Linked DNA regions of Homo sapiens: region 1 is linked to region 2. Evidence: chromatin loops called from intact Hi-C (ENCODE). Cell type or tissue: A673. All regions are shown on one strand. Region 1 overlaps GLI3 (GLI family zinc finger 3). Region 2 overlaps GLI3 (GLI family zinc finger 3).

Region 1 (2,500 bases), 88 kb before region 2:
AACAAAGCATTTCTGATTGGCTCATCAACTGTTCTCCAAAGATGTAAAAGACAGTCTGGATGAGAAGAGAACTAAGAGCTCAGGGAACTGTCACTGCCTTTGCAGTTTGGTCAAGACAAAACTGTTCATTTATGCCTCTTAGGCATTTTTGTCTCTCACAGTCTCAAGATGACACTTGGATAGTAAGAGAGAGAAGTATGAGCAAGTGTACCTATTAAATATGTAAAATATACATCCTCTCTTCCATTCACTCAGAAGATGTATTTCTAAAGGGATGTGGAAAGTCACCTAATATAAAGACAGACAGGTAGAAAAAAAATCTATGCAGTTTTTTAGCACACAAGAATGCAAGTGGGCTTAGCACAACAGCCTTCCACAGAAAATAAATGCAAGCCAATTAAAAATTCAGGGTTTTTTCTTTAAGCTAATTCCTCAGGTTTTGCTAATTAGCAACCAATAGTTCTGTCATCTGAGCTGGGGAACATAGGAAGAATACCAGTGGTATGTTTTCAATCAAAGCATTTGCATGGAAGAATGAATCATATTTTCCATGAAGAACTACTGCTTAGGAGCAGTTGGGGGCAGAAGAAAAGCAGCCTTCACACAACTATAAAACTGTAAAGGAGACCTGAAATTTTTTAAAAAGCAGGCATCTTTCTGCTCCCTTTACCAAAGCCAGCAGAGACCCTATAATATGACATGACTAGTGAATCCGAGAAACTTTGCACAAAGATCCCTGCAGGAAGAGTTTAAAAACTAGACTCTTGACAGTAAGACAGAAGACAATGCAACACATGTTTTCTGTAAAAGGGAAGCGAATAAAAGTTAAGTGTCGGCCAGGGTACAGGAATGCTTTAACTATTATGTCACCTGCCTTTGAAAGTTTATAGAAGATAAATGCATGGCAGTCAATGAAAGCAGGGAGAGATGGCGGTTAGAAATACCTGGCTACAGACAGAGCATGGGCAGAAGAAAATTGCTGAGGAATCTTTGGGCAGAGGATGGGGCTTCTTACCCTGACTCTGATACAAGATCAGGTCCTCCAATCTAACCCCTACCACGCTCCCCCAAATTATAAAGCGCCAGTGATCCTGTAGCTGAAAGCCTGTCAACACCACGCCATGTCTGAGTCATGCATCTAAAACGTCTACTTTTGCGCCTTGATATACAGCCCGTCCACTGCGACCCTTCATGAGAGAATACCCCCGTATCCCCCCGGGAGATTTTATTCTAAACATATGCTGTGAATGTTTGAAGTGCCCGCTGTCCCTGAGTTTTCTTTTTTCTTTTTTTTTTAAGCCACAAAACCTAAAATACTTTGATTTTTGCCTAACTACAATTTCTGAAGATGCAACATTGCATACCCAAATATAATAAAATCTTGTGCAATAAAAATTTTACAGATGTCCTTCTGAAGGGGAAAAAAAAACAAAAATGGTTTTCCCTTTTCCGGTCTTACAGGAAGCCTGCCCACACTTTAGAAATACAAAGTTCATATATATAGAAACACAAATTAGGCATCTTGGAGAGTCTACAATTTCCAACCACAGAGAAATGAAGGAATTGCTGTGAGTGTTCACATGGCCAGCCCACTGGATTAGAGGAGTCTTTTCTTTTGACCGGCTCAGCAGAGCTAGCAAATAACTCAAGGGCAAGGGGACTGGCCTAAAAAGATGTTTCTGAACTTGAGCTACTGAAGGTCTGCAATGCGCTTGTATTGTTGACAGGGCCCACGACTGAGACAAGCTATGCCCACAAGATAAACAAATGTGACCAAAACTGTATGTCTCATTTTAAAAAGAGGGCATTTCTTCATACACTAAAAAATTCATGGAAAATTTATCACCTTCAATTCACATCAATCATTAGCTTTGCCTGGATAATTAAATCCATGTGAGCAGATAGATTTTATTATAAAGTATCTCAAAAAATACTTGTGATACTGGCAGGAGATTAAGTAATCCAACAGAGTTCTAAAGAAAAAGTAAAGTCATATCCCATATGATGCTGAGGCTTAGTTTAGGATGTCTTTAAATATTCAATATGAATAAATAATACTATATCTTTTATGTTCCTGCATGTATTAAAGTTTGCATTTGTTACATAAAACACTTTCTGCTAAGAATTTAAAATGTTAACACTTCTCAAACTCATTTAAAATCTTTACAATTTCTTCACTTACAAAACAGAAAAAAGTTATAGTCGATCTACTGAGGTTGACTGAGAAAAGATTATGTTCAGAAGGCCACAGTGCACAGCTCTAACGACACCACAGTTACAGGTTTGCAGTTTGCTCAATTCTTAATCTGTGTTATAGAAGAAACTGGTCTCAGGCAAGCAGGTGACCAGGTCTGGCAAGAAAGAAAGAAAAAAAAAAAAAACAGTCTACACTGAATCAAATACAAGTGCAACCCTCACAAACATGACTTAGAGAGTCAACTTATCACATATTGATGATGATGAGGAGGAGGAGGATGATGATGTAGAAGAGAAGGAAAAA
Region 2 (2,500 bases):
AAATATTAGACCAATAACCTGTTGCATGTTAAAATCATCTACAGCTATCCCAAAGGTATTTAACATTTTTTTGTGAAGTACTACTTACCATATTTTATCCTCCCAACTTTTAAACTTTTGATCCTTGATTCTTAATTGCAGATTTAAAAGCAATACTTTCAGAATTTAAGCATTTATAATTAAGGATTATCCAGTAAAAATTACCCCATGGTCCACTTACCCTATAAACTTTGCTTGTTCACAGACAGAATTCTTTAGCTGTCTTATTTTTCTGCCTTGCATGTACAAAACTGCCAGTGTAACCTACACCAAACTACACACCCTCTCAATGAAACTCTCTGATATGGAATTTCATTGTAGTATCCACAGTTCAAACAGCAGACACTGTCCTGAAGTGGCATGGCCTGCTCCACACGTCTGGCCACTGGATTCCAGGTTTCCATACATCAGAGTCATTAAGGCTTCAATCTTAAGCTGCTGGATGAAATTTCTCTACACACTGCTAACTTTCTTCAGACTGAATCATTCTTTTTAAAAATATCACAAAATGAAATCAATAATAGGGCTTAACTATCTCAGTCCTTCATTACTGCAATTTGAAACTTATCTTTCATCTAAATGGTGAGTTTTCAGTCTCTCTTTGTACAAATCAATAGTTTGTAATGTAAAGCACTCTGGAGCCTTCCTAGGCATTTCATGCAATCTTCAAAAAAAAAAAAAAGTTAAAGTAGCAAAAGTTAAAAATTTCCACATGAAAATAAGCAATATAATGTCACACTACCTTCTGAAGTTACTCCAATAAAGATTTAAGTAAAAGTGCACTTATCCCCCATTACTTAATTAATTTAATTTTGTGGCATAAGAATTATAGAAGTACACAATCAAATGCTTGTGGTCAAAATGTACTCCTGTGCCACCCTCCCCCACCACCTAGCCCCCTCCCCTCTTAAAAAAGAAAAGAAAAGCCCCTCTAGCTGTTTCAGGCCAGCAGTCAATCCAATTTACTGCAGGTACAATTTATATGTACAGTGCATGCCACAACAAAACCACAGTATGATGCCAACACGGCCCTTAAGAAAGTTTTCCCCTAAATCTCTGGAAAGGAGCTTTAAAAGAAAGCAAGGATTACAGTCAGCTAGAAGGTAGGGAGGGGACTTACCTCAAACCCAGTCAAGCGGAAATCAGAGCAGTAATTCTACAAGTCGACAGAGTACACTTTCAAAGCTATAATGGTGTGAAGAAGTGCTGGGCAGCATGGCCTGAAGGCAGCACTAATACACTGATGACTAATGGCTGGGCCCGGGCAGACAATGAATTTGGGGCTTGAACACTAACAGAAACCATGCAGTACTTTGACAAATGGGCTTTCACAATTTCATTCATTGAATAACCTTTAAGCACAAAACTGGCTAGCGTTCTCTTGGGAATTATATGACATGTTGTTGGACAATGATGTAAGTATTTTCTTTTTTAATTATGACTCCTATGCAAAATGCAGAAGTGCCATATATGAGAGTACAACTATAGATACCACAGATGCAGATGTGGAGCTCAACACAATATTGCCTTTCAGGAGGGGGCTGAAATGTTCCAAAGCCACCTTATTAACTATGTAATGGCTTTTTCATTCAGCTTCTTTAGAAGGCCATAGATTTTCTGAGACATTTTGTCGGGTTGAAATATATACACACAGAACAAAAAACACTTTCACATTTAAAAAAACCAAAAGACACTCACAGAGGTAATGAGTAGTGAAGAAATTTGGCACTCAAATATAGCGCATTTAGAATTACAAGTGGAAAAAGTCTCTCATTTTCAGGGGCCAGGCAAAAGAAAAGTGCCATAAAACAATTGAGACACCATGTAAAGTTTGCGATCAAATGTACTTCCAAACACATTTAACATTCAATTTCTTTCAAACAGCTCTCCTCCCTCTCCCTGGAGTGACTGGCCTTTCAATTTAAAAATAATAATTATGGCAATTTTTAAAAAAGAGAATGAAATATCTAAAGTGGCTCTAAATTAACAAGTACCACTTACTCCAGACAGCATTGCCTTTAGCAGCTCCTAAAAACTTAAGAAAAGGATCTTAAAACAGGAAGCTTAGTGAGCTCATAAAACTGTTGCTGGAGCCAGGAACACATAGCATATTTAATCTGCAAACTGTGAGAGTCTACAGTGATTTCAGCAAGATCTGAGGCATGCCCTCAAGGTTTGCTGGGATCTGGGATTAGGGGGTTGATAAGAACCTCCACTGCCCATGGACATGTTTTTCTTCTGCAGTTAAACACAAATGCATAGAGACGTTTGACTGCTGCTTGGCGTTACTGCTCAAGTTATATAAAAGCTTTGCAGCTCCTTTTGCTGTCAATATATCAAAGTTTAAAAAAAATCATCAAAGTGTGAAATTTCATTTAAAGTCTTCGCCAGTCTACAGCTCTATTTCACAGGCCCATCAAATAAAAGTAAAGATGAAAAATACACTGAAAATACTTGAAAA

What was found. Hi-C counts contacts between places; a loop is a spot of excess contacts. Peaks named below come from ENCODE experiments on the same cell type or tissue, not always from the same donor. Only the 100,000 strongest peaks of a DNase experiment are listed, where the experiment ranks them.
Region 1: a loop joins it to region 2, with 3.0 times the contacts of the local background. A loop is called at or near these places in 3 of 110 quality-filtered maps.

What each region holds. Positions count from the first base shown.
Region 1 is chr7:42,143,256-42,145,755 of GRCh38, forward strand. All of the region lies in intron 3 of GLI3 (GLI family zinc finger 3), which reads right to left. Among named protein-coding and RNA genes, the nearest start is that of GLI3, 93 kb to the right of the region's middle. In A673, no CTCF peak of the experiment used is centred here; DNase peaks (open chromatin) are centred at 1,166 and 1,536; H3K4me3 peaks cover 1,398 bases; H3K27ac peaks cover 2,298 bases.
Region 2 is chr7:42,231,191-42,233,690 of GRCh38, forward strand. The region is part of intron 1 of GLI3 (GLI family zinc finger 3); the gene reads right to left. Among named protein-coding and RNA genes, the nearest start is that of GLI3, 4.8 kb to the right of the region's middle. In A673, no CTCF peak of the experiment used is centred here; DNase peaks (open chromatin) are centred at 1,321 and 2,151; H3K4me3 peaks cover 2,059 bases; H3K27ac peaks cover 2,500 bases.